Regions from separate parts of the Mus musculus genome. Here regions 1 and 2 are each linked to region 3. A link is a loop called in an ENCODE intact Hi-C map of the cell type or tissue named here. Cell type or tissue: gastrocnemius. All regions are shown on one strand.

The links. Peaks named below come from ENCODE experiments on the same cell type or tissue, not always from the same donor. Only the 100,000 strongest peaks of a DNase experiment are listed, where the experiment ranks them.
Region 1: it touches region 3 in a loop (8-fold over the local background); 31 of 42 quality-filtered maps call a loop at or near these places.
Region 2: a loop joins it to region 3, with 2.8 times the contacts of the local background. A loop is called at or near these places in 16 of 42 quality-filtered maps.

Annotation. Positions count from the first base shown.
Region 1 is chr12:84,248,320-84,250,819 of GRCm38, forward strand. No RefSeq gene overlaps it. Among named protein-coding and RNA genes, the nearest start is that of Mideas, 31 kb to the left of the region's middle. In gastrocnemius, a CTCF peak has its summit at 1,094 (motif pointing left); a DNase peak (open chromatin) is centred at 1,074.
Region 2 is chr12:84,217,399-84,219,898 of GRCm38, forward strand. It overlaps Mideas (mitotic deacetylase associated SANT domain protein), which reads right to left and starts at 1,483. Exons shown (of 13, transcript NM_001163501.1): 1 at 1,377-1,483. It overlaps Gm46319, which reads left to right. Exons shown (of 3, transcript XM_030247050.1): 2 at 752-1,716; 3 at 2,085-2,254. The coding sequence ends at 2,166. In gastrocnemius, no CTCF peak of the experiment used is centred here; a DNase peak (open chromatin) is centred at 1,510; H3K4me3 peaks cover 2,338 bases; H3K27ac peaks cover 2,500 bases.
Region 3 is chr12:84,161,870-84,164,369 of GRCm38, forward strand. Mideas (mitotic deacetylase associated SANT domain protein) reads right to left here. Exons shown (of 13, transcript NM_001163501.1): 4 at 387-732. Gm40475 (a long non-coding RNA gene) reads left to right here and starts at 1,204. Exons shown (of 2, transcript XR_872872.3): 1 at 1,204-2,500. In gastrocnemius, CTCF peaks have their summits at 66 and 1,511 (motif pointing right); a DNase peak (open chromatin) is centred at 1,509; H3K27ac peaks cover 560 bases.

The DNA.
Region 1 (2,500 bases), 86 kb after region 3:
ATGGTTCAACTCTTCAAACCTCAGCTTTCTGTTTCTTTGACCCTTTCTCAAAAGAGTCAGCAAATTCAATAATCAAACCTGCTTTTTTGTATGATTAAGTTTTCTGGAATATAGATTAGGCACCCCTGGAAGAATGGGACCCAAAGAATGATAATTTAAGTCTGATGTATCTTTTCATACAAAGTCATAACTTACATTCTTTTTTGAAAACTAGTCCTCAATGTGTAGCCCAGGATAGCCTCAAAACGATGGTCTCCCTGCCTCATTCTTTAAAGTGCTGGAATTATGGGCCAACAATTTATGCTTCTTGAACCAAACCACAAAAGAATGTAGTTAACAAGGGCTAAATTTACAGATTTCCTCAATGAGATAATTTACCTCCCTGGGGGGAAATGAGCTAAATCCTAGCCATACCAAATCTAGTCTCTCATAACACATACAACTCAAGGGCGACTCATTCACTCTTACAGATTTTTTTCTTTTTCTTTTTCCTTTTCCTTTCCTTTTTGATTTTCTTTTTCTTTTTCCTTTTCTTTTTCTTTTTCATCTTTTTCCTTTTCCTTTTCCTTTTCCTCTTCCTCTTCCTCTTCCTCTTCCTCTTCTTCTTCTTCCTCTTCCTCTTCCTCTTCCTCCTCCTCCTCCTCTTCCTCCTCTTCCTCCTCTTCTTCTTCTTCTTTGCAGACAAGGTTGAACTACCTAGCCCAGACTGGTGTCCTGCTTCTTGAGCTCCTGAGTGCTGGAATGATGGGTGCTGGCCACATTTGCTTTTTCTTTGGGTAATAATACTGTGTTTTTCTATTATATGCTTTAATAATACCATGTTGTTCTATTATATGCTTTAATAAAATTGTAGTGAGCATTATTTTACTGCAACAAGTCCTTATCCTAAATTCAAATGTATGTTCAGAATTTTTAGAACAAGCATCCAAAGGCAAACACTTGAATCTGTGCTTTGCAGAGTAACTTTAAAAATAAGCAGTCTCTAAATGGAGGCAAAGCAGGCAAGCTTCACGGGTCCTGCAGGTGGAGTCCAGCCCTACAATTTCAGGGCATGGGGCGCTTTGCCCAAGTGGACCACTCATGGTGCCTCTGCCCCCTTCTGGAAAAGTGGAGAAACTGCAGGCTCTGGCCACATGGTTCTTTAAGGCTAGGGACCCAGGAGAGATATTTGAGAACCCATTTGGAAAAATAGGCCTCATTGCTTAGAACTGTTCTGGAAGCACATGCCACGAAGCAAATAATCTTGATCCCTACCCATTTTTAAAAATACATATCTTGAGAAATTTAGTCAGACTTCGTGTAGGTATTTACATATATCGAGAGATGGTAGAAAATGTTGATTCTTTTAGAGCTCCCCACTCACATCTCTACATTGTATTGCATTGGCTTGTTTTGACTTTTTAAAAATCCTTTGATGCCCTGGAAAGCCCCTGAAAGACCCCACAAATTACTTCCTTATATTTGGGGAGCTTTTGTCTGTCTATGCTTGCCTGTTTTTCTATTATTGTTTTCTGTTCAATGTCCTTTACATTTTCAACACACACACACACACACACACACACACACACACACACACACACACACACACACACACACACTGCATAGCCTTGCCTGTCCTGGAACTCAGTCTATAGACCAGGCTAGTCTCGAACTCACCTGCCGCTGCCTCCCCAGTGCTGAGACTAACGGCATGGACCACCACTGTCTGGCTGAGCAAACACTCTTAACCACGGAGCCATCTCTCCAGCCCCTTTACACATTCTTATAAACTGTAAAACCCAAGTCATTCATATTAACCAATTCCTGTACTTTTGTGTGTGTGTGTGTGTGTGCATGTGTGTGCATGTATGCATGTGTGTGTGTGCACGTGTGTAAATCTGGAGGGCATAGGCAACCTTGTACAACTGGCTTTCTCCTGCCTTCATGAGAGCTCTGGAGATAGAACTCAGGCTTGAACTGAGCCATGTTGCTGCCCCTCTCTCTTCTGCCTCTTCTTCTTCCTGCTCCTCCTCTTCCTCCTCCTATTTCTTCTTCATTCTGTGTTCTTACTCATTTTGTGTTTTAGGGGTGCCATGGCACATGTATGGAGAGCAGAGAGCAATTTGTGGGACCTAGCTTTCTTCTTCCACCATGTAGGTCCTGGGGATAAAACTTAGGTGGTTGAGCTTTGAAGCAAGTGCTTCAATCCACTGAGCTACCCCACTGATTCCTTTATGCTTTTAAAAACTGTCTGTTCATGGTAGAAGTGGGTCATATGCACCATTTCCTCCCTGATGGGCCTGCTTGCTGTTTCTGTGTTCTGGCTTTTCTAAAATGCGGTGTTGATGCTCTTATCGATTTTTTTTTTTTTACTATGTAATCAGTAATAATATTTATTTTGTCCTTTTTACATTTTATACTTTAAGAGACTTCCCCTCAAGTCAGGTGTGGTGGCGCATGCCTATGATTCCAGCCCTTGGAAGGAGGAAACAGAAGGGCCAGGAGTTCAAGGTCACTCTCA
Region 2 (2,500 bases), 56 kb after region 3:
CACAATGCTCAGGCTGCCTAAGATATTTATTCTGTAGTAAATAGTAAAGAGAGACTGCTTTCCTGAGTAGCCAGACTCTCAGGAGATCAGCAAGCTGTCGGAGGTTAAGGGAGAGGCAAGGAAACAACCATCCAGCAAAAGTTAAAGGGTAAGAAGAATTCGAGAACAGCAGTTCAGGCCCAGATCTGTCCTAAGCATTTGCAATGCAAATCTGCGTTTTGTTCACCACCACCAAGAGCTTGCACAATAGCGTGTGTATAAACATCCACGCCAACAAAGCCTGACTGTGCAATCACGCAGTAATTACAGACCGGCAGAAAGCTGCTGCTAGGGACTGCACTATTCAAGCTCTAGACATCCCATCTCCAACTGTCCACGGCCTGTACACACATTCCTGCACACATCGCCCTGTCCCCGCCGCTGCTACAGCTTCAGGCACAAACCAAGGAGCCCTGGCGCCAGCTGCTGGGCCACGCCAAGACCCCTGCAACTATGCAAAGATGTCATAAACTTCTCAGCTGTTCTTTAAAGACCCAGAAGCACGAGGCTACCGAGGGCGGGCGGCGGGGAACCATCATCAAAGTTCCCAGGCAAACTCCTGCAGCCCTAGCCGTTTTAGAACACAGAAAAGAACAAGATGCCACGGAGTCCACTGGAAGCGGCTTTCTGGGTTTTATATAGAAAACACTCACATATGTACGTGGGTGTGCTGACAGTTTTTATGGCTAAATTGCAAAGTGTTAGGCCTTAGAGAGCTTACTGTTGGGTTCGGGGCTTGGGAGGGAGGGAGGAAAAGTGTAGAGTCGGGAGGGGCTCGTTTCAAGGAGGCCTGGGGGACAACTCGGGTTTTGCTGGTTGGAAATGGATAGGGCTGTTGACCCAAACTTCTGAGTTGCTCTGCTCTTCGTCACTGCAAGGCCGAGCAAACAAAAGTAGAGGGAAAGTTCCTGTAACTTCCTTCCTGAAACCTGGTGGAGGGCGGCGTAGAGGAAGGGAACGTTTCCCGGGGAAACACCGGGAAGGGCTGGAAAAGCAGCTGCACGCAACCCGAAGAGATGGGGCGCGGGGTGTAGGGCTGGCTCCGGTCGCAGGTCCGGGGAGGCCCCTTCCCGGCATCGCTGCGCTCAGGGGTGGCTCCCTGAGAGGGCTAGGCTGCAGCCAGGCCGGTCTAAGTCCCGAGTCAAAACAACCACCTCAGGGGCGCAACACCGGCCGAGATCTCCGCCACCCTGTCCCTCTCCTGCACCCCCACTCCCAGCGTCCCACGACCCGGCCCGCGCCGCCGAACCCCAACGAATTCCGGATCCCCCCTCCCGCCCCGAGCTCCACGTCGGCGCCCCCCACGGCGGGAAGGCCACCAGGCTCCCGCGACTCACCTGCACGCTGGATCCCTGGGCAGCTCCGAGGGGGCGCGGGACGCAATTCGAGCGCGACCAGCAGACTCAAACTTTGTTGCTCTCGGGACGGCGCAGTCGTCACTTCCTCGCCGAGCAGGCGGCGCGGTCCCGGCTGTGACCCAGCAGCTCGCGCGGCGGCGCGCAGGGCTCTGCAGCCTCCTGCCCCGCCCGCGCCCCGGCTCCGCGCGCCTCCGCGCGGCCCCCAGCCAGACCCTCGGTTCCCGGTGCTGCAGCGGCTGTGGAAGCTTCGTCCCTACCCTCACTCTGCTCTTGGGGAAAGTGCGATCGGAGACTTCCTGCTCTCCCTTGAGTCTAAAAGGTGGCGTTGGAGCCTAGGGGCTGAGTTCAAGGGACCCTAGGGGAAAAAGTCCCCCACCTACATTCCTCCTCCCACGCACGCGCGCGCACACATACAGTCGGGAGAGAGGGGAGAGATAATAAAGGTTTTCATTTCATTTGTTATTTGGACTAGAGAGGACATGTGTGAAAGCAGTGTACTATTTCCCTGAATAATGCTAGGCCAAACTCCAATCTCCCGTCCTCATGTCCCTTACAGGTCTGCACAGTTGTCAGTGGCTTTCCCCGGGTGGCACTTGTACACGATGTTACCATGCATTGTATTTCAGGAACTATGTCATCACCCACGTCGGGTCTGGGAAATAGTCGTTCTGTTCCCTTTCTTCTCAGATCCCCACCTCTTCCTTGTGCACTCAAGTCTCAGAATCTCTGGAGCCTGGTGCGTTCGGGTGTCATCATTAGCCAGAAGTGATTTTACAAGGTGGATCCTGGACGCAGGAGCTTCAGGCAATAGTAATTTTGAAGTTTATCACTGCCCAAAATAAATTTTCTCGGCGTATTAAAACTAACATCAACAGAGAGCTGCCTTTTGAGCCTCTGGCGACCAGTAAGAAAGCAGTTACACAGCAGTGCCCAAAGAAAGACTCCTAATTCCCTTAGGTTGGAGAGAGGACTAGGCTAGCCTTTGCTGTGTGTGTGTGTGGGGGGGGGGGGGGGGGGGGGAGGAGACAGCCAAAACTGCAGGGCAAGGTTTTCCTAACAGAAACGTTTAGTGAGGCAGAAGCTTGCTCTGGAAAACAGGGACC
Region 3 (2,500 bases):
GGGCCTGTTCTTGACCAAAACGTATCAACAAGCCCAGGAGACCAGGTCAGCCACCTACTATGAATAATGCTAATGTAACTGATCCCCACCACAGCCTGAGGAGGGAGCTATTAGATTGAATCGTAAGGAACTGCTGTTTGTGGATCAGCTGAGTATCAGCAGCCAAGCATGACTAATCAAATCCTGATCCTTGCTGAATATTGAACGAACTGGGGTCTGAGCAGTTGGACTTGCAGGTCTGACAGTAAAGGGTGGACAGAGGATGAGAATCCAAACAGGAGGACCAACCAGCATCACTCCACTCCACTCCAGGGGGAGATAGCAGAGGTCGTCCTCCAGCCCCCAGTCCCCTATAACCCGCCACCACAGCCACCAGGGTCACTTACTAGAGCGGAGCAGGGTTCGATGGGCACTCTTTGGCGTGATAGGAGGAGGGGCCGGGATGTTGCTGGTTGATATGATGGCATTGAAGTAGAGGCCAGAGCCTTCCCGGACGGGGCTGAGAATGGGGGGTGGTGTGTAAGGGGGGGGCTCAAAGCTCCGCTCAGAGGGGTGGTCAGCAAGGCGCACGGGAGAGCGCAGGTGGCTCTGGTAAGGGGTGATGTTGGAGTAGACAGGAGGGGCGATGAAAGTGCCCGCCTTGGTGGGGATGATGAGGGGCTCCGGCCGCGGCCGCTGCTTTGGTTTCCGCATGGAAGGCTCCCCTTCCAACTTGACGTTCAGGTCTTCAGCCTGGAGAAGAAAACAAAATGAAGAGGCTCGGCCTCTTGTGGCCCCAGAAACCTGTCGTCTTGGAAGACGGAGAAAGCTTCGAAGCTCGGCTTATTGCCCCACCAGACAGTCACAGGCTAGCAAACCTCCCAGGAGGCCACGGTGAGGGGTTTAGGTTGAGGAAGCTGTCTGTCCTACTTTTACTTTTCTCTCTTTTCTTTTTAAAAAGATTTATCTATTCATTTCACATATGTGGTACACTGTCACTGTCTTCAGACACACCAGAAGGTGGCATCGGATGCCCATTACAGATGGTTTGTGAGCCACCATGTGGCTGCTGGGATTTGAACTCAGGACCTCTGGAACAGCAGTCAGTGCTCTTAACCACGGAGATATCTCCTCACTTTTTTTTTTTTTTTTTTTCTGAGACAGGGTTTCTCTGTGTAGTCCTGGCTGTCCTGGAACTCACTTTGTAGACCAGACTGGCCTCGAACTCAGAAATAAATCCGCCTGCCTCTGCCTCCCGAGTGATGGGATTAAAGGCGTGTGCCACCACGCCCGGCCATCCTCACCTTTAATGTGAGACTAGAACAGGAAATGCCTACCAGACCTGGGAGCTATGAAGATTAAACCAACCAGTCAGTATGTGGAAATGAATAAGCACATTTGTTTTTTGTGGGTGGAGATCAAATCCTTGGCCTTGCGTATGCTGGGCAAACACTACCCTACTGAGCAAAATCCCCGACCCACAGCACTTCTCCCTCTACCCTGGCGTTCAGATCCTCGGCCTAGAGAGGGCAGCAGAGCACAGGCGGCCCAGCCTCCTATGTAGCGATATGAGTGGATATATGGAAATCAATATTGTGTGGTTGCAATAACAGTTCTGTCACTACTGATGTCCAGAGTCTGTATGGGAGAGAAGCCCGAGTTTTGTGCCAAAACCTCAGCTAAGGCGTGACAGTCAGAAGATCTGCTACTATCAGAAGGTAGCTCACCCATGTTGTCAGAGGCTGGCCTTCCTAGCTTGCCCTTCTATATGGTATGCCTTATGAGCGTCTACTGAACAGAAAGCAGGGCCATCAAGAGAGAGCCTTTCTTAGTCCACGCTAACACTCTCCAAGGGGAAGCAGCAACTACGGCATCTCTGGTCACATAGTAAACAAAGGTCGGTCAAGTTGGCTCGAGTGCTGCAGGCTCTCCCCGCTTCAAGGATCCAGCTCCTTCAAGCTCATTCCAGCCAAGGGGGGCTCTCCTGCTGAGGCCCGGGCATGACCTTTTCTTTCTGTGTGTTCTCATGCTCCTTCTACGAATTAGGACAAACGGAGAATGTTCATCCCTCTGCCGGTAGGGGAACAGTAATGGCTACACAGGAGGAAACTGCAGAGGAGCCATGCTGCTTGCGTTTGTCAGTTTGACATCAACCAAACAGAGCAAGGAGGAGGGGCTCTCAGTTCAGAAACTGCCTCCATTAGATAGGCCTGAGGACAAGTCTATGGGAGAATCTCCTCAACTTCTAATTGATGGAGGAGGCCCAGGCCTCTGTGGGCAATCTCGCCCCTGGGCAGGTGGTCCTGGGTTCTCTAGGAAGGCAGCTGAGTGAGTCATGATGACCAAGGCAGTGAGCAGCATCCCTCCATGACCTCTGCATCAGCTCCTGCCTCCAGGTTCCTGCCTGCGTTCCTGTGCTGACTTCCCTCATGTCCGACTGTAAACTACAGGATAAAATAAACTCTTCCCTCCGCCACGGGTTGCTTTTGGTTTTAGCATTTATCACAGCAACAGAAAACTA